Linked DNA regions of Homo sapiens: regions 1, 2, 4 and 5 are each linked to region 3. Evidence: chromatin loops called from intact Hi-C (ENCODE). Cell type or tissue: OCI-LY7. All regions are shown on one strand. Region 1 has its middle 72 kb from the start of TXLNB. Region 2 has its middle 61 kb from the start of TXLNB. Region 3 has its middle 9.8 kb from the start of CITED2. Region 4 overlaps ECT2L (epithelial cell transforming 2 like). Region 5 overlaps TXLNB (taxilin beta).

What was found. Hi-C counts contacts between places; a loop is a spot of excess contacts. Peaks named below come from ENCODE experiments on the same cell type or tissue, not always from the same donor. Only the 100,000 strongest peaks of a DNase experiment are listed, where the experiment ranks them.
Region 1: a loop joins it to region 3, with 10 times the contacts of the local background. A loop is called at or near these places in 90 of 110 quality-filtered maps.
Region 2: it touches region 3 in a loop (6-fold over the local background); 29 of 110 quality-filtered maps call a loop at or near these places.
Region 4: it touches region 3 in a loop (7-fold over the local background); 92 of 110 quality-filtered maps call a loop at or near these places.
Region 5: a loop joins it to region 3, with 3 times the contacts of the local background. A loop is called at or near these places in 3 of 110 quality-filtered maps.

Annotation. Positions count from the first base shown.
Region 1 is chr6:139,217,395-139,222,394 of GRCh38, forward strand. It overlaps a transcript of TXLNB not described here. Among named protein-coding and RNA genes, the nearest start is that of TXLNB, 72 kb to the right of the region's middle. In OCI-LY7, CTCF peaks have their summits at 1,958 (motif pointing right) and 2,167; DNase peaks (open chromatin) are centred at 2,027 and 2,527; H3K4me3 peaks cover 805 bases; H3K27ac peaks cover 1,119 bases.
Region 2 is chr6:139,228,669-139,233,668 of GRCh38, forward strand. It overlaps a transcript of TXLNB not described here. Among named protein-coding and RNA genes, the nearest start is that of TXLNB, 61 kb to the right of the region's middle. In OCI-LY7, a CTCF peak has its summit at 1,992; a DNase peak (open chromatin) is centred at 2,023; H3K27ac peaks cover 1,414 bases.
Region 3 is chr6:139,362,336-139,367,335 of GRCh38, forward strand. No RefSeq gene overlaps it. Among named protein-coding and RNA genes, the nearest start is that of CITED2, 9.8 kb to the right of the region's middle. In OCI-LY7, CTCF peaks have their summits at 2,247 (motif pointing left) and 2,456; a DNase peak (open chromatin) is centred at 2,216; H3K27ac peaks cover 1,622 bases.
Region 4 is chr6:138,813,458-138,818,457 of GRCh38, forward strand. It overlaps ECT2L (epithelial cell transforming 2 like), which reads left to right. Exons shown (of 22, transcript NM_001077706.3): 4 at 1,034-1,146. Among named protein-coding and RNA genes, the nearest start is that of ECT2L, 20 kb to the left of the region's middle. In OCI-LY7, CTCF peaks have their summits at 2,772 (motif pointing right) and 2,973; a DNase peak (open chromatin) is centred at 2,794; H3K27ac peaks cover 38 bases.
Region 5 is chr6:139,276,673-139,281,672 of GRCh38, forward strand. TXLNB (taxilin beta) reads right to left here. Exons shown (of 10, transcript NM_153235.4): 3 at 158-249. All of the region lies in intron 2 of LOC102723690 (a long non-coding RNA gene), which reads left to right. Among named protein-coding and RNA genes, the nearest start is that of TXLNB, 13 kb to the right of the region's middle. In OCI-LY7, a CTCF peak has its summit at 3,117; DNase peaks (open chromatin) are centred at 59, 669 and 3,249; H3K4me3 peaks cover 3,839 bases; H3K27ac peaks cover 4,907 bases.

The sequences.
Region 1 (5,000 bases), 140 kb before region 3:
GAAATATGACAACTGAATATTTATGAGTGAAAATAAGAGCTAATGTAAATATTTAATGCATAATATTTAAATTATTGCCCACTTCAAAACTAAAATCATAGTAAAATACCAGACACTTTAGCAGGATTAACGTCTGCTTCATCCTGCTTCACATATAATTTTCACAGTAGTAGTTTAAGAAATTTTAGCTTAGGCTGGGCGTGGCGGCTCACACCTGTAATCCTGGCACTTTGGGAGGCCAAGGAGGGCAGATCACGAGCTCAGAAGATCGAGACCATCCTGGCTAACGCGGTGAAACCCTGTTTCTACTAAAAAATACAAAAAATTAGCCGGGCACGGTGGCAGTTGCCTGTGATCCCAGCTACTCGGGTGGCTGAGGCAGGAGAATCGCTTGCACCTGGGAGGCGGAGGTGGCAGTAAGCCAAGATGATGCCACTGCACTCCAGCCTGGGCGACAGAGCAAGAGTCTCAAAAAAAAAAAAAAAAAAAAAAAGAAAAAGAAATTTTAGCTTAGTTTGTGAATATTGCAATCAGTCTTAAAGCTATGAACATTGTGTCCAACATGACACTGATTTGCCCATTTCCAATAATTTGTATTTACCTGGTCTCTCCTTTTAGAGGAGGAGTCACACCTGCATAACTCATTAGACTATGATTGGATGGCAGCTGTACACGGTGGCTGAAGCATTAGTGTCTTTCAGTATGGTAGGGTCCCCTTTAGGGTGTTCAGCTTCTGCTGCTCAGCAGCAAATGTGTGACCAATTCAGTATGTGTTGGGTTCTCGACTTAATAGGGTGCTTAATTACTAACTTACATAAGCAAGTACAAGTACGTTTGTATGTATGCACATATTTAAGTAAGGTTTTCTGATGTTATTAGACACCAAAAACATATAAAATATACTTTATTAATAATTGTCAGAAATGTGCTATTAACACACATAGATGAGTTTGTGAATACTGCAAAAAGATTTAGCACTTTGAGAGTTGTCCAGGTAAGATTTTCCAAGAGGAAGGCCAAGCAGATACTTAGGGCATCTGCAAAGCAGCAATTTTGTGAAGAAGATTCCAAATATAGGCCAGGCGTGGTGGCTCACACCTGTAATCCCAGCACTTTGGGAGGCCAAGGTGGGTGGATCATCTGAGGTCAGGAGTTCGAGACCAGCCTGACCAACAAGGTGAAACCCTGTCTCTACTAAATACAAAAAATTAGCCAGGCATGGTGGAGCATGCCTGTAATCCCAGCTACTTGGGAGGCCGAGGGAGGAGAATCGCTTGAACCTGGGAGGTGGAGGTTGCAGTAAGCTGAGATTGCACCATTGCACTTTAGCCTGGGTGGCAGAGCAAAACTCTGTCTAAAAAAAAAAGATTCCATAATATTATTTGTTAATTGATGATTTATAAAAACCCAAAAAACCATTGAAGAAGTCATCATGGCTTCTGGATCTCAGCTTGGCAACAGCAGCAATGGAACCCATGGGAAAATAGAAAGCTGGTTCCCCCAAATTCCATCCCTGGAGATATACTCTCTGTGGTGTAAATTGTGGCTGAGTTCTTTGAGTATATTTTGTCAATTGTGGAATACTGGTATAGGTTCGTTATCTTTCTATTGCTTGTCTAGTGTAGTTCATTCATACTTCTATCCCGGTGCCTCACCCACTGTCTAGCACAGGGTAAGTACTCACTAATTGTATTCAATGTTCAACTCCACAATTGCTGGCTTGCCCATTTCTCACTGAAGTGGGATACAGCCTGGATCCCAACTGCAATTTGGTTTCATTTGTTCAGAGAAAAATAAACTTCCTTGAGACTTTTTCAGCCTAACAGTGGTAAACAATCACTCAAGTTGGCAGAAGAGGAGGCCTACTTAATCACTGTACAAAGGTGGTTTTCAGTCCAGTTGCTGGGTATACAGTCCTGCCAGATTTAGTGACAAGCAGGCCTGAGCTGACCAAGTCACTGGCTACATCTCCAGCGGTTCAGTAGGTGGCACTGCTGTTCTCTCTGTGCAGAAGCTGGCAGCCGCACGGAGGCTGTATGTTTGGGCAAGCAGGAATGCAAATCATCAGCTCAAAGCAGCCTTTCTGGGCAAGCAGCAACACAAACCCATTATCAGTGCGGTGGCAGCTGCTGCTGTTTGTCCCTGCTTGCAGGCAGTTTCAGAGTGAGGGCCTTTGGAATGTGACCATGAGACTGGAGACGTCAGGAAGCGAAGCCACTGGGCTAAAATAAGCAGGTTAGGAGTCAGTTATCTGGTTCCCCACAGATGTGTCTGGGAGCAGCTGGGAGGCTGAGACGGCAGGCAGGCCTTTCCTTCTTATAACTCTGGGCTGGAAAATCTCATCAATATGGAAAACTCTCTAAAGACCCATCTTGAAACCAAGTCAGCAAAAATCTAGAGTATCTTGAACTGGTGGCAGAATTATATTTGTTATACCTATGAGCTGGCTTTTCCTGGTCAGTCTTGATTTCTAATGTTCTGTTTTCTTGCTGATATAAGAGTATTAGGCTTTGTCCAACTGCATTTTCACTTGCGGTTTAGAAAATATGGTCACCGTAATTACCCTTCATTTCCTGACAGCTGAATCTCAACTGATATTATGGACTGACTGTGTCCCCCTCAAATTCATATGTTGAAATCCTTACTCTCAAACTGATGGTATTAGGAAGTGGGGCCTTTGGGTGATAATTAGATCATGGGGGTGGACCCCTCATGAATGGGATTAGTGCCCTTATAGAAGAGACCTCAGAGAGATCTTTTGCCCCTTCTGCCATGTGAAGTCACCATGAGAAGATGGCTGTCTATGAAGAAGCAGATCTCCCACACACTGAATCTGCTGGTACCTTGATACTGGACTTCTCAGCCTCTAGTACTGCAAGAAATAAATTTCTGTTGTTTGTAAGCCACCCCGTCTATGGTATTTTGTTATAGAAGCCTGAACAGACTATTTAATTTCTATTTAATTCAAACTTCTCACACAAAGTGATGGGAAACCACAAGTCACTGGGATTTGTTTTTTGCTAGTACTTTAGTTTATGGGGTGAATATCTGCCATTTTAGTGAATCCTTGTATACCATCCAAAGGGAGGCAGGAGTGAGGTAGCCATGAGTCTCTCAAATTTAAGTGGATACAAAGTAGCTCCTCGGAGAGCTGGATCCATATGTGTGTCATCATATCTGCGTCTGACAAATGCCTGGCATATGTGCTGCCCCTTCCCCTCCTTCTAGGGTTGGCGTTATTAACTTATTGTGGCACACTTTCCTTCCAGACCAGTTTTGGTCTCAGACAGATTCTTTGGCACATAGGATAAAACTTACTTGCCCAGTTTCAACCGTGGTTGACCTTTAATATTTGCATTATATCAGATAATGATAAAGGTCAAAATCTTAGCTAAAATAACAAACCTGGTCCTCCATAGCTGGCTCTTAAATAAAACAGAAACTCAGAGGAGCCGAAATCATAGAGCCCAAATACTAGAGCTCAAAGGAAATACGATGCATCTTCAGAATCTCAAGATAATGAAATTGATGCTCAAGAGACAAGCTGGATGGGAATTCTGCTTCTTGTAAGGGTAGAATCAGTTGTTGCAGGGTAACCCTGCATCCAAGAACTAGGAGAACTTGATAAAACAGGTAGAATGTCTGTTGGAAGGCACTGGAGAGCTAGCTAGGCAACAAAAACTTGAAATGGTCAAGAAAAGCAAAAAGAGAAATGAAGTAACATTGGGACTGGTTTTCCCCTTGAACGCTCTTGCAAATATGCAACCTGTGACTGAGAGGATGAGACGCTAAGCAAAGCATCCCACAGTTTCATGGGGCATCAGAAACAAAAATTGGATTTTAGAGCTAGTTAATGGTTTAGGGCCCTGGCAAACACTCCATGCTTTTAGTTGGGACCCTCAAACAATTACACTGCAGAAAATAAAGTTCCCTAAAAAGTCTGAAGCCCAACTTCAAATCACCTCAGTTTATGATTGGGTAAGATAATTGGTTCCATCTTAACTGCCTGCTGGAAGCTAAAATAAGTACTCTCTTCAGGAAGATAACACTTTCCAGAGATTTAAATCATCTCCATTTTTCTTTCTTTCTTTTTTTTTCTCCAGAAACTGCCCTGCATTCGAACAAAAAATATCTGGTATATCTCTAGGCAAAATTGCTGAAAACCAAGGTAAAAAACACTTAAGATATCCAGATATTGCAATGATCGGACGTGGAGTTTAAGATAATGATGATTTGTACATTCAATAAATTAAATGATGAGATAGAGCATTGTACAAGAAAACTGGAAACTATAAAAAAATAAGATACAATGTCTAAAACTGGAAAATATTATAGCTGAAATTAAGAACTCAATGGATTGGTATAACAGTGGCTTAGATATAATTGAAGAGAGAATGATCATAAACTGGATGATGAATCAGAAGATAGGAGTAAAGGATTAGATGGCGTTAAAATGTTCTAAGGCTTTGCTTTGGCCAGGAAGTGGCAAAATAATATTTTTCATTAGACTTTAATAAGTCAGAGATGAATGTTGAAATGCCTATGGTATCCACTAAAAGCTTAAGGAAAGATTGAATAACTAAAAATAGCTAACAGAGAGGGGAATATAATAAAAATATATAATCCAAAGTCCAAAAAAATTTAAAAAGAAAGGAATAAAAATAAACATAAAACAGATGGCACAAGTATAAAATAAATAGCAAGGTGGTGAGTTTAATTTTATACATATGAATCAAAATCTCTAATTAGAAGACAAAAATTGTCAGACTAGATAAAGCAAACAACATAAAACAAGACTCTATATTGTACAGAAGTACATATTGCAAATTCAAATAATTTGGGAAAATTGAAAATAAAAGTGTGGAGAAAGATACAGCATGAAAATATTAACCACAAGAAAGCTCATGTTTATATCAGCTTATATCATGTTTATATCATGTTTATATAAGCTCATACTTATATCACACAAAGTGGATTTTAAGGCAATAAGCAATACTACA
Region 2 (5,000 bases), 130 kb before region 3:
TTCCTCTTGGTAGGCAGAATTACAGCAGAAAAAAACCCAATAGCTAGGTTAGACTGGACCCCACTTGGTACACGTGGGCGAGCACACTGGATCGGAGTGGCTTCAGTTCACACAAACCCCCAGATAACGTATGAATAAAATTAGTGTGAAAGTGCAACTTCATGACAAGCCAAATAGTCTCCTGCCCCACTTTCAACCCAGTTGCAGTCCATAAGCCCTCTTCTATGGCAGTTCTGGAGCTGCCACTGTCTTTGAACTAAATACTCTATCAAGTGTTACACTGTTTTAGGCCCGTCTCCTGAGGCCAGGACTGGGTGAGTGGGTAGGGCTCTGTGCTTGATGGCCCCATCCAGACTGCATGTATCCAGGACAAAGTATTTTTTCCAAGGAAGGGACATGGGCAGGAAAAAGCGATATGTCTGCTCTTTGCTAAATAATTTTTATTTTTGCACATTAGGGAAAGATAATCAATACTTCCAAATTGCCCTTTGAAAGAACTCCTACAAATGTACGAGAAAAGGACAGATGACCCAATACCATATTGACAGTTTCTGAGTATACCCATTTGCCCTCATCCTTTCTAATACTGGGTATTATCAGTATGAAAGTTCTGTCAGGCTAATGAGCAAAAGTGATTGTGTGTCATTTTAAAATTTTATTTATTTATTTTTGAGATGGAGTTTCTCTCTTGTTGCCCAGGCTGGAGACCAATGGCGTGGTCTTGGTTTACTGCAAACTCCACCTCCCGGGTTCAAGTGATCCTCCTGCTTCAGCCTCTCAAGTAACTAGAATTACACGTGCCTGCCACCACGCCCGGCTAATTTTTGTATTTTTAGTAGAGATGGGGCTTTACTATGTTGGCCAGGCTGGTCTCGAACTCCTGACCTTAGGTGATCTGCCCGCCTTGGCCTCCCAAAGTGCTGGGATTACATGTGTGAGCCACCATGCCTGGCCTGTTTATTTTTATTTACCTGATGTGTTTTAGTTATTTGTATTTCTTCTTCTACAAACTGCCCGTTCACATCCCATGCCAGGAGCTTAGAAATGAGGGTGGGACACACAGCGGGTGTGATCATCTCTGGCAGGGAGGAAAACTACCACTCACATTATTTGGGACTGCTGTGCATGGTGACAATAAAAAGCAGACTGGCTTGTGGTTGGTCTTATTACCATTAAATATTCTCTGATAGACAATGCACCTCCCACCCCATCTTCCATTGCCCTTGCCCACTTTCTTCTGAGTTGTCTTTTCTTATTACTTTGTACTATTTCTTTTTTTCCTGGACGTTAATGCTTCGTTGTATTTACTGTGACTATATTCTCCCAATCTATCCTTGGCTTTTATTTATGTTTACCTATTTTGCTCCCTTTAACTTTTGAAGATTATTAATTAACACGTGTGGCAGACAATTAGTTTGTTATAAAAAGCTCTCCTTCTCCTTCCTCTTGGTATTGCTTTAAATTACTCCCAGACTGAATTGAAGGACTTCAATATCGGTTTTCTAATAATGGGCAAGGGAGAAGCCAGATGGTCCACCTACAACTATATAGCTAGTCAGTGCTAAATATTTTGGGGAGATGAATTGTATCACAGCAAAAAATCTCTTGGCACAAAGAATGAGTTATGGGCATGGCTGATAGGCCAGTAGGATCTGCAATCAGTCCTGGTTTACTACCTTCTGACTCACTGATTAAAACATAAATGGATTGGACACTATTTCTCTTTGGCTTTTGGTTCAGGGAAACTATTCAGGGGCTTGATTTCAGCTGGATAATAGCAGAGAAAAAGGAGACTGGGACTCCGCCTCCAAGGACGTCACCCTAGTTAAAGATAGTAACCATCTGAAGAGCTCCTCTCCGCTTAGGCAGGCCAGAATCAATTTAGCCTGTTTGCTACCACTTCTTGTGCTCCATGCTCTGCAGCTGGTCTCTGTGAGGAATGGCATGGAGAATTTCTCAAGACATACTCCTTTTCTTGCCTGGGGATGGAGCTGTGAGTCCATGATGACTGTCACATTGGGCTGGTGGTGCATGCAATTATTTCATGAATAGCTGACACTATACTTGCAGCCTCACACACCTGCCTGTTTGTTCAGAAGCCAAAAAAAGTGAGCCTTGTGACATTGTAAGCAAAAGAGGATTAGTTGAGCAAACAAAAGTCTGCAGCAAGATGGGATCCTATGAAAAAGTAGCTAGCCACATGACTCAAATTACATCTGCAGTGTTTCAGCTTTTCAGTTCCCAGCCCCAACACATACACATTGTAAACTTGCATATAACCATCACCCTTACATAGGCTCCATTACTTTATTATGCATAAATAGAGTCACATGCAACTACAAGCATTCATATAGAACTACATACATACAATGCACTCCCAGAAAACTGCACATACCGGCACGTTTTACACACAAATATTCATACGTACCCTCACACACAAGTACACACTGACACATAAATACATGAACACACAAATAACCACACACACATTTCATAAAACCCCCATTCTCTAGCAAGAACCTACACTCTCTACTTGGAGATCTGGGTATCATTTCTAATAAACATGCTGTCAGAGTTTTCCTTCTTGTTTTTTAGTTGCTGAACATTTTGGGGTGAATGAGACAGCCCAGAGTCTCTTCCAGGCCCTTCCCACGGTGCTGAGTTCCTAGCACTGGAAGTGGAAGGAGTCATCAGGCCTGAGTCACACAACAAGGTGCTCTGATCTGGAGCAGACAGGGTCAAGGTGTGGGTGGTCGTGAAACACTTTGCTTAGACTTGTAACCACTGTCATTCCAGGGGCTAGCACAGAACCTCATGCAGAGAAGGCCCTCAATGTATGTTGAATAAATCCTTCATCTTTCCCTATTTAATTTTTAAACTTAAAAGAAATTATATGAGTAATTTCTTGTCTCCTTTTTCTTGCCTGACTTAACAGAAGTAACCCAAATGACGTGCAGGTCTCATAGAATAAAACTCTCCCTGGAGGTGGGGAAACTTCATAATCTCTTGAGATTTTAATTGGAGACACCAAAATCCTTACATATCTAGTAAGGAATCTCTAGTCTGAGGTTCTCATCTTATAGGTGAGTTAACTGAGGCCCAGAGATGTTAAGCAATTTCTCCAAAGTCACCCAGCTAGTTGGCAGCAGAGCAGGGACTAAGCATTCAATAGGCTGATTCCTGGATGAGTACTATCCTTGATTAAACTTGGATACTTTTATTCCAGGAATAACTTGTTGATAAGAATGTTAAGAAGACAAATGAACGTGAATTTCTTTACTCAGAGCATTACAATAGTCTGACTGTGAGGAATTATACTGGTTTGGGTAGAGCATTTACTATATTCTAATAAATCTGGCCTGTGGTATCACACTGTGTATTAATCTGTTCTCACACTGCTATAAAGAACTGCCCAAGACTAGGTAATTTATAAAGGAAAGAGGTTTAATGTACTCACAGTTCCACATGGCTGGGACTGGACATGGGGAAGCTTCAGGAAACTTACAATCATGGCAGAAGGGGAAGCAGGCACATCTTACATGGTGGCAGGCCAGAGAGAGCTTGTATGAAGGAGGAGCTGTCAAACACTTATAAACATCTCATAAGAACTCACTCACTATCATGAGAACAGCATGGGAAAAACTGCCCCCATGATTTAATCACATTCCACCGGGTCCCTCCCTCAACACTGGGGATTATGGGGATTACAATTCAAGATGAGATTTGGGTGGGGACACAGAGCCAAACCATATTATACTTGTAGTACTCTCATCTAATATATATTTAATCTCATGACTTCAGATATGATTAAAGTAGTCCTGTCGCACTAGTTCTATAAACTTGAACTCTGACTTTGAAATTTTCTTTGTATATGGGATTTCTGAATACTTTATGGCTTGTTACATCTTCCTAGTACATATATTAGAGCAATCTCAGGCTCTTGACAGTTTTTATCCGTGCTCTACTTAATAGGTATGAAACAGATAATGCTGGTTATCATTTCCCTAGAGCAACAAAACCACTAACTGTCTCATCAATTTTGAAATGCTCGAATTTGTTTTAGAACCCTGACCTTTAGCCAATGCTATGATTTATGGTATTATCATCTTTCCTGTCACTTCATAAACAGTTTGACTTTTTCTCTTGTTTTATTATTTACCACATTCGTATTTTTCCTGAGTTGGTCTCTTATTTATTTTTTGAGCTGTGTTGAGTTTAAATATCTTGCTCTACCCCATGTCCAGGAGGTTTATGTGGAAACCTGTATGTGTGTGTTGAAATCTTTAAGTACAATGTGTGGAAAAGCTTTGTAACAACATGTATGAATGCTGGGTATTTGTATTTACATAGTCATGTTTATTCTATAAATAATATAATATGCTTCCATGTTTTTATGATAAAGTGAAATATATAAAATTTTACTACACAATGTAAACACTCAAATCTGGTACCTATTAATAGCTATCATTCTCACCTGTACTACTGTGTCCTCCCTAAAAGCCAAACTAACATAATGTTAAACTTAAAAACACATTCAAATAATTTAAAATGCACTATTTTATATACTGGATGCTGACAGTGGTTAAATTAGAGTGATATAATTATGAGTAAGTTTTCTCTATTTTCTGAATGTTTATTATGTAATTTTATTATTTTTATAAGAGACTGCCTTTACTATATATAAATATATATTTTTATATAAATTTATATATATATAAATAAATATATATTTTTATATAAATTTATATATATATAAATAAATATAGATAGATAGATAGATATTTTTTTTGAGACAGTGTCTCACTGTCACCCAGGCTAGATACAGTGGCAGGAACATGGCTCATTGCTTCCTTGACCTCCTGGACTTGGTGAGTCTCATGAGATCTGATGGTTTTTTAAGTGTCTGGTGTTTCCTTTGGTTGCACTCACTCACTCTGTCCTGCCACCCTGTGAAGAAGGTACCTGCTTCTTCTTCACCTTCTGCCATGATTGTTAAGTTT
Region 3 (5,000 bases):
TTAGTAGAGATGAGGTTTCACCGTGTTATCCAGGATGGTCTTGATTTCCTGACCTCGTGATCTGCCCGCCTCGGCCTCCCAAAGTGCTGGGATTACAGGGGTGAGCCACCGTGCCGGGCCTTTACAGAGTTTGAAACACCCTTGGCAGTGCTCTGGGGAAAAGTTGATCAGGATTAAAGGGATAGGGCATGCCATGGGGAAAAGCTGGAGACGGCTTTCCATTTTAATTAGTGTGGCCATCTAGGAAGCAAATTCTCACAAAGACCTAAGGGAGGTTTAGGAAGGAAAGCACATTTTAGGCAGGCGGCAAGTTTGTTGAATGTGGTAACTAAGTAGCTTGGCTGGTGGTGAAGAAGAGGGAAGGAATGGAAGAAAGTTCTAGATTTCTGGTTTCAGTGTCTGGATGAATAGCAGTTCCATTAACCAGGAATCAGAACACAGGAAGTGAATGAGAGAGGATTGAATAAAGTCTTGGACATATTCTACTTCAATGTGTATCAGACGTCAGTGTGTGTGTGTGTGTGTGTGTGTGTGTGTCTGTGTGTGCACGTGCGTGTGTTCATTCAGTAGTAAGCAGAGATTGGGGAGGTCTGGGCTGGACATCTGGGTTTTGAAATGCTCAATTTCTAGGTGGTATCAGAGCCCTTTAGAAATAGATGAAATTGACTAGTGAGGTGAGGTAAGAAGTCTGGCAAACACCAATATTTAAGGTAGGAGCAAAGGGCCTCGTATAAGATTTTGAATAGCACTGGCTTGAGAGGTAGGAGAGACAGGAAAAAGGAATGATTTCAGGGTCAGAAAAAGATAGAGAAAGGCTTAGGGACCTTCAAATATCTTTCTGAATGATGCACAAAATCCTACCATTCAAAATTTCTTCCTTTAGTTTTAAATGCTCTCTCTCTCAAATTTCTCTATTAAGATATAAACGTCCCAGCAGGGCAGAAAATTGAGCCACTGATACCTGAGCAAATGAAAGGCAGGAGAACACTTCAAAAAGGGAAGGGGTTAAAAAGGGGAAGAAAGTGGAGTTGCTCCCTACAGAATGGCAGAAAATTTTTGCAATCTACCCATCTGACAAAGGGCTAATATCCAGAATCTACAAAGAACTTAAACAAATTTACAAGAAAAAAACAACCCCATCAAAAAGTGGGCAAAGGATATGAACAGACACTCCTCAAAAGAAGACATTTATGTAACAGCCAACAGACACATGAGAAAAATGCTCATCATCACTGGCCATCAGAGAAATGCAAATCAAAACCACAATGAGATACCATCTCACACCAGTTAGAATGGCGATCATTAAAAACTTAGGAAACAACAGATGCTGGAGAGGATGTGGAGAAATAGAAACACTTTTACACTGTTTGTGGGAGTGTAAACTAGTTCAACCATTGTGGAAGACAGTGTGGAGATTCATCAAGGATCTAGAACTAGAAATACCATTTGACCCAGTGATCCCATTACTGGGTATATACCCAAAGGATTATAAATCATGCTACTATAAAGACACTTGTACATGTATGTTTATTGTGGCACTATTCACAAGAGCAAAGACTTGGAACCAACCCAAATGTCCATCAATGATGGACTGGATTAAGAAAATGTGGCACATATACACCATGGAATACTATGCAGCCATAAAAAAGGATGAGTTCATGTCCTTTGTAGGGACATGGATGCGGCTGGAAACCATCATTCTCAGCAAACTATCACAAGGACAGGAAACCAAACACCGCATGTTCTCACTCATAGGTGGGAACTGAACAATGAGATCACTTGAACACAGGGCGGGGAACAGCACACCCCGGGGCCTGTCGTGGGGTGGGGGGTAGGGGGAGGGATAGCATTAGGAGAAATACCTAATGTAAATGATGAGTTAATGGGTGCAGCAAACCAACATGGCAGATGTATACCTATGTAGCAAATCTGCACGTTGTGCACATGTACTCTAGAACTTAAAGTATAATTTAAAAAAAAGAAAAAAAAAGTGGAGTTGCTCAAAGACATCTTTTGTCAATTTCCTATTTTTATTAGACTGTAGCGAGCAATGGTGCTTGGGCAGAGTGTATTTGGGTGACCTTGACATATTTTTAATTTTGAGGGTTAAAATAGGTCACATAGGATATTTTTTGTTTCAGTAATACAAACAGGAAATGGTAAGTGGGGATGGGGGCAAATTCTTTAAGGAAATGACAGTCCAGCAGCTCAGGAGAAAAGCGCAAATTTGAATTTACAGACCTTTAGCTCCATCTAGTGGTTAAGTGATGAAAGGAACAAATATTTTGTAACATTATCATGGTTCTTTAGCTACATTACTTTTACATGTCAGTCTATAATTATTTCCTGGATAGTTATGTATTATGATACACTTTTGTTTAACAATTTTCAACTAATCTATTAGTTGATCATCTAGCTAAATAATTGATTTCCCAAACTGGTGGAATGTGGTGTTGTAAAGTTGGGGAGGGAGAAATAGATAAATGGATATAGACAAATGCCTCTTAACTACTTGAAAACTCTTACGTATCTGCTTATTATAGTGTTCAACACATGCTAGCTTCCTCTGACTTAGCATTGTATATAGGATTGCCTCTCTGAGAAAGTAAATAATACTAACAGTTATGCTAATGATGACGATAATAATTGTGGCCCAGGAAAAGATGTTTGAAAGGAAGAGAGTTCAAATAGTTATGGTTTGTTATTTATGAGGTTGGAAAAGTGAAATTAATCTGTAAGAATATAAAACAGAACCTGAAATAAAGAATTGATCGAATTATTTTCAGTAAGTTACACACCATACACACACACACATAATTTAAACAACTGCATCAGCAAATTTGCAATGTCATGTTCTGGAAATATTTCCTAGGGTGGCAAGCTTTTTTGGCATTTGCTTGCAGGCTGATAAATCTCAGTAGCCAAAATTTGTGCTCATTATGGCAATGAAAGGGAATATTTACAGAGACGATTCCAATCTTTGGAAAGTTGACACAACTGGGTCAGGTCTATGGCACACCCACAGACTCACGGTGAGCTTGGAAAAACAATGGTAAGAATGATGGAACAGGTTTTGAGGTGGTCTTATAATATTGTACTCCATGTTTTCAGAGGAGGAGAAATGATAGGAACGGGCTTATGTTTTCTTCATGAGAATTTGAATACAAGATGTATTAATTAAACATCTTCATTTTACTGATGGAGAAACTTGAGTCAACAATGATTAAATTACACAGCTATTTGGTTGCAGAGTTAAGACTAGACCTATGTTTTTTATTCCTGATCTACTATTCTTTTCAGTAACTATTAATAGAAGAGTTCTCCATTTCCATAGAAGACCAAAGTAAGAGAATGTGAGTTTACATTTGCATCAAGAAACTTTGGATAAATTGAGGAAGATTAGTTAAGTGTAAAGTAACTAAATATTGTATTTCCTTTATTCTAACATGTACTTAAAAAAAATCTTAACATTATGAAATCAGCCTGAATCTTATAATCAATATTAAAACATAATCGCTGGCAGGCAGTTGGGCGAGTTGTAAAGCGGTCATATTTATGTGCCAGAATTTAGTAACTAACATTCTCATTTAATAGAGTATAGAATTGGGAGGGTAAGGCATTGGCTTAATTTCTGAAAGAAACTGTTTATTTCCAGCAAGAAGGAATTCAGTTAAGGAAAAAAAAACTGAAACCGCAATTTAAATCACTGATATTCTTTCATTTGACTTGAAGTGCTAACGAGGTCAAAATATTAAGAAGGGGTAAGCAGCTCACCATGAGGCTACTCATGCACTTTCAGGGGTCACACTTAATTTGGAGGAATTTTTATACCAAATTTGAAAAAGCGTAGACCCGAATCTTGTGAATCCCAAAAGGAAACGGTGTGTGATTGTACGGATAAATACATGGTATAGTTGTGTTCATATATTTTAGAACTTGTGTTCATGTAATGTAATGGGTTTTTCTCTTAATCACTTATTGATCATTTTACAATCAGTGGCATTTAAGAATAGGTGTCATTTGGTTTATCACAGCAGCACTGCGTCTTAGAAAGAGCACTGACTCGGAAGCTAGGTCTGGAAACTACTCTGCTCCTCTATCCGCTACTGTGTTGTCCTTGAGCAGTTGACTTCCTCTCTAAATGTCAATTTCCTTATGTAAATTTGGAAGAATATCATGAATCTTGCAAGCATATTGTGAGCATTAAATGAGATTATGTATGTAAAGTGCCTACCACAATATCTGTCACATAGTAAGTGCTCAACCAAGGCAGCCACAGGAAACTTATGGTCAACAGAGAGATTTGTTAAGAGATGTTGATTGAAGGGTAAATTTCTTCGATTTGATCCCATGCAGTCTAAACAGTGTTTCTTACCATTTAAAAATCTATGCCCTATCAGTCAAGAAGATTTTGAGGCCAGGCGCAGTGGCTCACGCTGTAATCCCAGCACTTTGGGAGGCCGAGGTGAGTGGATCACGCGGTCAAGAGATTGCGATCATCCTGGCCAACAAATACAAAAAAACTAGTTGTGCATGGTGGTGCGTGCCTGTAGTCCCAGCTACTCAGGAGGCTGAGGCAGGAGAATCGCTTGAACCCAGTAGGTGGAGGTTGCAGTGAGCTGAGATTGCGCCACTGCACTCCAGCCTGGCAACAGAGCAAGACTCTGTCTCAAACAAAATAAATAAAAAAATAATAAGAGTTTGAAATGTCTTTCTACATTTTGTTTTACTAAAAGAATGTGTATTAAAACATCTGTCCAAATATAGTATGGAATATGTTTTTATAAGTTACTGTTTTCTCTCCCTTCTCCCCAGCCTGAGAGGTACCTCTACCCAGCTGAGAACTATTGATCCAAAAAATGGTGTCAGAAGGGGATCTTAGAAACATTTAGATATTTAAGTTCATATTAGGAACATAACAGTCAGTTCAATCATTTTTCACCTACTGGCCTCATCGTCCTTATGTTTGCTAAACACATAGGGTGAAGAGAGATGTATGA
Region 4 (5,000 bases), 550 kb before region 3:
TCAGTTTAAACAAAAATAAACTTAGCTTTGTCCCAAAGACAGTCTCTTCTCACCCCAGTTCTCATCTCCTACCTTAAGGGAGGCTCCAGATGGCCTCCCCTTCCACTCAGTACCTCCAGGAACAAAATAGAGACCTCTAGGACACACAGTTGCTGTAGATAGGGAAGGAGGTGAGAAGGTGATTTTGGTGGTGGGGGCTGGGAGTATTCATGCTTGTGTTCCTCTGTATTTGTAATCCTCTCTTCCCTCCTGTGCCAACTGGATGGTTCCATGTGGCCTGGGGATGCCTCTCCTATTTTAAGGTAATTCAGGAAGTCGTCATTTAATGGCCTATGGTGGCTCTGGCAATAGAGAAGGCAAACTGGGTGCTCTTGTGAGTTCAGCCTCATTCACCAGAGAAGGAGACTAGACCAGGCTGGGACTAAAGCCTGACCTATGATAATAACAGTGAGTTTGTTATCTCTATCTGAGCAAAGCTGGACCGAAACGCAGGTTTGGGGGACTCTGGTCCTTAATGTATGTCTTCCCTAGAGACATGTCTCTGTTGGCTATTTAGCGATACTTACTTTCATCTTGGTGGGTGCTATAAAGATCCAGGGTTGTGAGTTAGTGAAGTTATACCTACCTCAAATGGTTCTGTTTTCACAATTAAATGAGTGTAGCCCGTATATGTTTTCAAAATGAAATGTGTGGACTCTGTTTCCCTAGGCCACATTAGCCTAGGTAGAAACAAGATCCAGGAATCATTACCTCTTTGTTTTCCAGAGGCCCTTCTTGGGCCCCTCTATAATTACATCACTGCCAGTCTTTCCCATCAACCCACCCAACAAGCCTGGGCCTGTCAGTATCCCTGGGTAAAAAGTTTAACCTGAAAGGAGAGACCTTTCTCTCTATATGTGAAAGCGCTCTGTGAACTGTAATGCACTCTGCAAATATTAGCTGTGAGGTTGCTGGTAGATTGTCTAAAGATTGCTTAGCAATTAAAAACAATGAACTGTACAGCAAATGTCACTTCCTCCCCTCCCCCTTATAGCTCTTTCAGGAAAGAGTGGCTCTTATAAGTCATTGGTTTGACCTCTGGACTAACAAGCAACGTCAAGAATTCTTATTCGCAATTTTTTTAAGATGCACTAAATCACAATTAAGGTAAATGTAGCCTAATGATGTAATTAACATTGATTCTTAAAGAAAACCGTATATAAATGTTTATATAACCTTTAAGAGATTTTTTGTTCCTAGGGAGAAAAAAAAACAAGGTAATTGATATTTTAAGGTTTATAAACAGACTTTTCCAGTGCCTGCTTTTGCCTTGAGGCTGAAGTGAAGCCGTGGGGAGGATTTAATGCTTTCATACTATGGTGGGACTGTTTCATGTTGGCAAAAACACAATGGCTTCAGTCAGTGAATTTTTAACATTCTCTTAGCATATTAAATTTTCCTTGGAACCATCAGACAGACAATATATTGCAAATGGATGTCTGGGACATAGGTAGGCATAATCATTAAATGAATGGATGGATCTACAAAATATATGACAAGTGACAGTGGTTGAAACATTTAGGAATATGGGCAAGACTTATACAGCCCTAGTCAAGGATTACGAAGAGGGTTCTCTTTCTCTTTCTTCCCCTTCCCTCATGTTATGTCTGTAATTTACTTTAAAACACTCAGCACAGATGGTGTGACATCTGTGAGTTGAAGTTATGCCCAGGGTCAGCTCCTGTTCTGGTCAGGAATGAATACCCTAGGGGTCATTAGCCAGCTCTAGATTGGAAGGTCACAATACCTGAGTTATTAGATACTTTACTAATTAGCATAGCAAATATCAGACATTATTCTCAAAACAACCCGTGGCTTGTTAACCAGCCAGATGAATGTTAGAAACGGATTCTCTTTCGTGAAATTCAAGATATGTGTGGACTGACCGAAATATTCTAGAGAGCCCTCCAGCTTGCCTGGGTGTGGTTGAAGAATCCAGCCAGGCTGGTAGCAGGTACGTGGCAGGATGGTTTTCCAGCCCTCAATGCCAGATAAAAAGCCTTATGTTAGTCTGGAGGATTTCTGGTAGCCCGAGGCCAACAATGAGGGTAAAAATAATAGAATACTATTTCTGAAACATTGTCCTTTTGAATGAATCTTTTGCCCAGAGGAGAAAGAGCTGGGACTTCATCAGTCCTACAGAGGAGACTGTGTGAAGTTGTTTGGGCTTATTTACTAATGTTTGTTTAGAAAAACTCTAGGTATGGCATCATTTGATGTTAGGTACTTTCACTAGAACTTGGTGGTGAGGTTGCAGGAGAGGGTAACCTTCGGATGTCTTAGATACCCAGCAAAAATATCTGAGAGTGGTGCATGATCAAATTGGCATATTTTAGGTGGAGTACTTGCTTCCTGTTCTTTCTTACATGTTTTCCTGCCAGTCTCTTTTGATCAGCCATTTTTTCTCTCCTCCTCACCTGTCAGCTACTCCTGCATCTGTGGGTGCAAAGCAGATTGTTAACGGACTCTCCCCATGGAGTCACTGGAAGGAGACAGGCATCTTCCTGGCTCTGTTGAAAGAGGCTGCAAAGACAGGGCACAGATAAACAGGCCCTTCAGTCAATGTTGAAAAATCAGGGGGAAGACATTTTATGATAGTCATTGGCTATGTTTCTTTTTACTCCAACTTTGCAGCTTTCAAGATAAGAAAATAACAGACCAGACCTCACATTTATAACCACTTTGTGCATCATGTTCTAGGCTCACGTATCATAAACCAGGCAATTTTAGTTGTGACCACTGGAGGTCATTAGAGATCTTATGGTATATTTTGAAGCAGCTTAACTCAGGCCTGACTTTTTGTCACTGGAAATTGCATCCTTTGTCCGGTAACTGAATTCTTTTTTCTGTGAGACAAGAATATAAAACTAACCTGTTCAGTGAAAGTACTTTTTTTTTTTGTTTGTTTGTTTGTTTTTGGATAGCAGCAGCATTTCTTCAGAGAGCAGACTGTATTTCATAGTTTCATGAATGTTAGTATAAATTTCCTTTAAACATTTTTTTTTTGAGATGGAGTCTTGCTCTGTCGCCCAGGCTGGAGTGCAGTGGCGCGATCTCAGCTCACTGCAAGCTCTGCCCCCGGGGTTCATGCCATTCTCCTGCCTCAGCCTCCTGAGTAGCTGGGACTACAGGCGCCCACCACCACGCCCAGCTACTTTTTTTGTATTTTTAGTAGAGATGGGGTTTCACCGTGTTAGCCAGGATGGTCTCGATCTCCTGATCTCATGATCTGCCTGCCTCGGCCTCCCAAAGTGCTGGGATTACAGGCATGAGCCGCCGCGCCCGGCCTAAACATCTTTATTGAGATATAATTCACATACAATAAAAATCACCCATTTACGGGTACAATTCAGTGGTTCCGGTACATTCACAGAGTTGTGTGATCATCATCACATGTTAAGTTTAGACCATTTCATCATCCCACAAAGAACCCCCCTACCCATTAACAGTAACTTCTCATCTCCATCCCTCTAGATCTGGGCAAACACAAATCTGCTTTCTGTCTCTATAAATTTGCCTATTCTGGACTTTTCGTATAAATGGAATTAGACAGTATGTGGTCTTTTGTGACTGGCTTCTTTCACATATTATAACGTTCTCAAGGTTCATCCATTTTGTTACACATGTCAGTACTTCTTTCCTTTATTGCCAAATATTATCCCATTGTATGGATGTGCCATATTTTATTTATCCACTCCTCAGTTGATTATTGTAAATAATTATTATAAATAGTGCTGCTATGAACATCTGTGTCCAAGTTTTGCATAGAGATGTTTTATTTCTCTTAGCTATACATATAGGAGTGGAATTGCTGGGTCCAATGGTAGTGCAATCAATTTTTAATTATTAAGCATTTCTTTTGGATCATTTATTCCTGTAGTCTTGCTTACCCAATAACTGTAAATAAATTAATAAATGAAAGAAATTAGTATTATTTGAATACTTGAAATGTTTATATGTAAGCTAGGCTATATTTGTGCAATACCTTTCTTTCAAGGTAGAGAGGCCATTGTTTTAGATGGTTTTATAATTTCCAAATAATTTTGTTTTAATTCAGTCAGTTATAAACAGGGTATTGCAATATTGGTGGAAACTGTCAACACAATTTTCTTTTAAAAAATTATTCATAATCTCTATGAGATATATTCAAATATCTTAGAGTTTTCTTTCCTGGCCTAATAAGTATTCCCTAGTAAGTTTTAAGATGATTTCCTAAGTGGAATTTTATGATATTTAAGACATTTTTTAAAGGTTTAGCTTCTTAAACCATCCCTCTGGCAAACTAAAATGTCCCTTCTCCTGGGAAGACTTCTCTGCTGGTCTTTCATGCCTAGCAACTTTATACCTCAATTGTGGCTTTTCTTGGTATGTTATGGCCCCGTGTCGTCCACATGACTAATGGTTTCCAGTGATGTCTTTCCCCTACCACTTGACTAGGTTGACCTTTCCTGTGACTCCTTAAAGGAAACTGGGCTGCTTGTGTCTGTTACACTCAGAGAAACCCGTGAGGAGTTTGAATCAGTCCCCTTGCCACACTGGTGGAACCGGTTTTGAATTGCCTCTGCTTAGTGCCTGGTAATTCCTCAAACAAAGGCCTTTGGTTCCAGAGCCAGAGCTGCTCAAACTTGCAGCTTTCCTGGATGGGTGGGGCAGCATTCATGCAACTGCATTCCCTAGAGGGGGAATGCATTGACCCAGGTGTGTATGTGCGTGTGCGTGTGAGATCATAAACAGCCCATGAAGGATTCACTCTCGTCACTTGTCTCCATCAGAGCAGACTTGAAATGGGGTTGGAGGGCAGAAAAATATCCACCAAGGTGTATTAAGAGAGAACAGCCCCCTCTCCCACTTCATTACCCCCTCTTCCATTCTTCCCACGCAGCCTGTGAGGGCTCACTTGAGGACGTCTGTCTCAGCTGTGATCTGTGAGGCAATCTGGTGTGCAGTTTTTCAGAGACAAC
Region 5 (5,000 bases), 86 kb before region 3:
TAGCTGTGGGTCTCATAATCTGCAGGGTTAGCGCACAGACCTCAGATGTTGCTGTTTACAATTCATTCTCGGATTGGCAGGTGTTTGTTGTTCCTTGAAGCTAGAGGCACTGGGCTCACTAATCGTTCTGAGAAAAGAAGCTAATCCAAGATCTTACCAATTCAGCATACTTCTTGAATAAAAAATCAAACTTTTCTTCCGGTGTTTGCAACTTGTTCAGATTTTGCATTAGCAGGTTGGCTTCTTTGCCTTAAAAAAAAAAGACATGAAAAAAATAAGTGTTGAATTTACAGTCAGGTGATAAGGGCTGGAGTCTCAGATTGACCACTTGCTAATTATTCCCAACCTTGGCTAAGCCATTCATCTTATCAGATGTAATTTTCTTTCCTATAGAAATGATGACACCTACCTTACAGAGTGAACATTAGTTGGGAAGTTTGTGAATGTGTGGTACGGTGTGAGGTTCATGGCAGACTCTCAATAAATGTTTGCTATAACAGAAGTCTCCCAGTTTTCATCACAAGAATCCGTTCTTATTTCTCCTCCCTGTATTCTTCAGAATCAAAAGATTTTATACATCAAAAATACTTTCTGAAAGAATACGTCACCCGTTTTCCCACTTGAATTAACAAAAAGGAAGCAAAACAGCCAATCAAAATTTCCGACTAGTATGAAACAGCAACACGGAGTTGCTGGGATTCCAGCCAGAAGCAGAGAAGCTTGATGAAGTAGCCTGCCCGTTTTTTCCCCTGTGTTTTTTGTTCTTTTGGTACTTCTTTTCCCTCTTTTAGGGGGAACCAAGTTTCTCTTTTTTGTACATAAACCCATTCCCTGGCGTTGGAGTGGGAATAACTCTGATCCTGTTTCCTACCAAATAGAATAAAATCATTATAGAAGGAAAACCAAGTAAAGACATGGAGAGCCTTTCCACAAGCCTTTTTCTGTCTCTGTGATAATGGACACAGCCTTCTCTGGCCTTCCTTTCCCCCACCTAGGCCTTAATATCCGTTGGCAGTTTCATTTTGTTTCCAGTTGGAGTTTATGCTACACTAAAAAAAAATTAACCCTGTTAAATAATCATGAAAGGGTGGGGCATTTTTCCCATCCCTACCTATCTATGAAAACCACTCTGTTTAATCAGAATAGGGTGGTCAAGCCACACAACAAAGCCCACACTTCCTGACATAAATCTGCTTAAGAAAATTGACAACCTTTCCCCCAAGAACAGACATTTCCCCTTGGCTAGAGTACTTGCTTTCATCTTGGAGAGGCATATATGTCATGAAATTAGGATTGCCAGATGAAATATAGGACATGGGGCATATTTGTACTAAAAAATGATTCGTTGTTTACCTGAAATTCTAATTTTTCTGGACATCCTGTATTTTCCTTTGCTAAACCTGGCAACTTTACATGGAATCAAGGAATTTTAGGTCTAGAAGGAATTTCAAAGAGCATCCAGACTAACCGGTTAATTTTATGCATTTTAGTATTTAAGGCCCAGAAAAGTCCAAAGTTACATGATTAGTGCTGGCAGAGAGAAGGCTTGAATCCAAGGCTAGCCTACTTGTTCTAAGTCACTCCACTCTCATGTGGAATTCTGATGCTAGAGAGACCTAGAGAAATAGAAGGCAACTTTTTTTTTAAATGACCTCATTCCCAACAGTTAGTTTTGTCTATCTTTGCCTAGTGAGTCAGTTCAGATTAGCCTAAAACAGGGGAAGGTGGGTGTGAGTAGGGTCCCTCCCAGCTCTCCAATTATGGCCTGTGGCATTTGCAGCTGATAATCACTGACGCCTCGCCCCTGCCAGGCATGTGCTTTGGGTTATCCCTCTACTGACAGGGATGGATTTGCATTGGTCAGGCCATCCCTTCACCTTTGTCTTCAGTCCAGGGAAGGTGCCCACATGAAGACTACAATCTCAAGTTAGAGTGTCATCTATTAAAGTCAAGAGACTACTCTTGATCATTCTTGGCCCAGGATGCAACACAGTGTTTGGCCCATGGCAAGTGCTCAGTAAATGATGATAATAATAGAATAAAACAAAGCTGGCCAGGCACGGTGGCTCACGCCTGTAATCCCAACACTTTGGGAGGCTAAGGCGGGCGGATCACGAGGTCAGGAGATCAAGACCATCCTGGCCAACATGGTGAAACCCCATCTCTACTAAAATACAAAAACTTAGCTAGGCTTGGTGGTACATGCCTGTAGTCCCAGCTACTCGGGAGGCTGAGGCAGGGGAATCACTTGAACCCAGGAGGCAGAGATTGCAGTGAGCTGAGATTGCACCACTGCACTCCACTGCAAAAAACAAACGAACAAATAAAAAAATCAAAGCCAACTAGCTCAAACTCGTATCATGTGAATCAAATAAACACTGTCATGAAAACAATTTTTTGTGACCAACTAGAGGAAAAACAGGTCTTACTCTCACCTGTGATGTTTTATGTATCCTGGAATACCTCTCAGTGTGTGTACCGACATGTGAAACCATTACCTGTCTTGTTTGGGAGAGATAGAAATGAGTGAGTCCAAAGGTTCTTGCTTTCTTCCCACATTAAGTATCTTCTCCCCTTTGGTTTTATTTTCTGTGACTGTGAGAAGAGGTTTCTTTTTGGTTTTGTTTGTTTTGTTTTTTACTCTTCACACTCACTGAGGTCTCTTTCTGCTCTACTGTGTTATTTTGTATAGAAGGTTAACATCCAGGTGCATCAATATGCCTTCAAAAATTATTCTTCCCTTCAACAAAAAATCCAGGAAACAGAATTTCTATTTGTAAGTCTCACAGGAAAAGCACTAAAACTGGAGATTAATTAAAAAAAATCCAGGAAACTGGAGATGGGCATGTGCAGAATTCATAAATTTACAACATCACTGACCTCAGTTTTTAAACTTCCATTGGTGTTGTGGGACTAGGGTGCTATGTGAAGTAATCATGGAGGAGGGGAGTAGACAGAGACTTGCTCATCATCTACAAAAGGCTATCATTACATCTCCATGGAAATAGGGTCATTTGGTGACAGTGTCAAACAAAAGAGGAAAAACTGACTTTATTCAGGGACGCTTTATCAGGAAGGAATCACCTGCCTTCTCCCTAATGTGTTCTTCCAAAGCAAGCTTCATTTCTTCCTCATGAAAGCTAGGAAGGCATGTGGGCATGTAGCCACCACACTGCGAAATGCTCAGCGTGGTAGGAAGTCTACATGAAAGTGGAACCACCTGTGTAGCAGACACAGCGCTGTTGCATAAGGCTGTGGTCACTGGCACAGTTTTATTGGAAGGTGGAGAAATTATTTTTACATCAAAGAAACAAAAAAACTGGCCGAGCGTGGTGGCTCATGCTTGCCGAGGCGGGCAGATCACGAGGTCAGGAGATCGAGACCATCCTGGCCAACGTGGTGAAACCCTGCCTCTTCTAAAAATACAAAAATTAGCTGGTGTCGTGGCACATGCCTGTAATCCCAGCTACTCTGGAGGCTGAGGCAGGAGAATCGCTTGAACCAGGGAGGCAGAAATTGCAGTGAGCCGAGACTGTACCACTGCACTCCGGCCTGGCAACAGAGCAAGACTCTCTCTCTAAAAAAAAAAAAAAAAAAAAAAAAGAAAGAAAGAAAGAAACAAAAAACCTGAAATTAAAGGCAACTAAGCCAGCTGCAGAAATGTGGACCAGGATTTTTCTGAAACTTTTAGCATAGTAATGATTGTTTATACTAAGTTTGGTGACAACTTATGCAGATTTAATGTGTTCAAATCACCAGAGGTCGGGAGAACCAGCCTGGCCAATACATAGTAAAACCGCGTCTCTACTAAAAAATACAAAAATTAGCTGGGCGTGGTGGCGCACGCCTGTAGTCCCAGCTACTTGGGAAACTGAGCAGGAGACTCGCTTGAACCTGAGAGGCAGAGGTTGCAGTGAGCTGAGATTGGCCACTCCACTCCAGCCTGGGGGACAGAGCGAGACTCCATCTCTCAAAAACAAAAGTATGCCTTTTCTCTTCCAAAATTTTTTTTTTAGAACTTTGGGGTTAAATTTCATTATAAATACGTACTTGTGTACCTCTCTAACCACCTTCCTGATTTCCATGAATTGTGGCAGAAACTTAAAGCCAGAAAAGACTGTGAATGTCCCTCTTTCAAATGTTAGACCTAGATTTATATTTCACTGTTAGTTTTGTTTTTCTTCTAATAGGATATGATTTCTAAAAATAAGCATGAGATAAATAATTCCTGAGCATCTATAGATATCTTTTAAGGGAAGTAAAATTCATGTATGCAGGGGATAGGAAGGAAAGTATTATTAAATTCACACTGGATTAAGGATAGGAGACCTGGGTTCCAGAACCAACTCTGCCATCAACTAGTTGAGTGATTTATTTATTTATTTTTTTATTTTTTTATTTTTATTATTTTGTGTGTGTGTGGACTCTCAAACTCTCTGGCTTTAATTTCCCTGTCTATAAAATTAGTGGGTTGACTAAATGGATTCTGAGTTCAACCTTTAAGATTTGGTCATTTCACAACTAAAATAGCTTTCACCATTTTTAGCTTGATTTAGATAACAATGAAAACAAAAGCAACATTGTTTGGATGGCATATTTGTTATCTTAGACTATTATGGTCCACTTTTTTAATTTACAAAGGTTCTCTTACTCCTCACTGTCACCACTCATTGTCAGGGTTTTCATTTGCTTGTTTCGTTTGGTTTTAAGGCCTGTATCAGCTTCGAAAATACCACCTAGCCTGTGTTTTCTTGTCAGATTTTGTTCCCTTTGGCTGACATTTTCTATCTCTTATCTTTCAGTGGCCTTGTCATATTTGTAGGGGAACTTTGGCCTCTCACTCAGTAGGAGAGTGGATCTGGAGTTCTTTTTTTTTTTTTTTTTTTTTTTTTTTGAGACGGAGTCTCGCTCTGTCGCCCAGGCTGGAGTGCAGTGGCGCGATCTCGGCTCACTGCAAGCTCCGCCTCCCGGGTTCACGCCATTCTCCTGCCTCAGCCTCC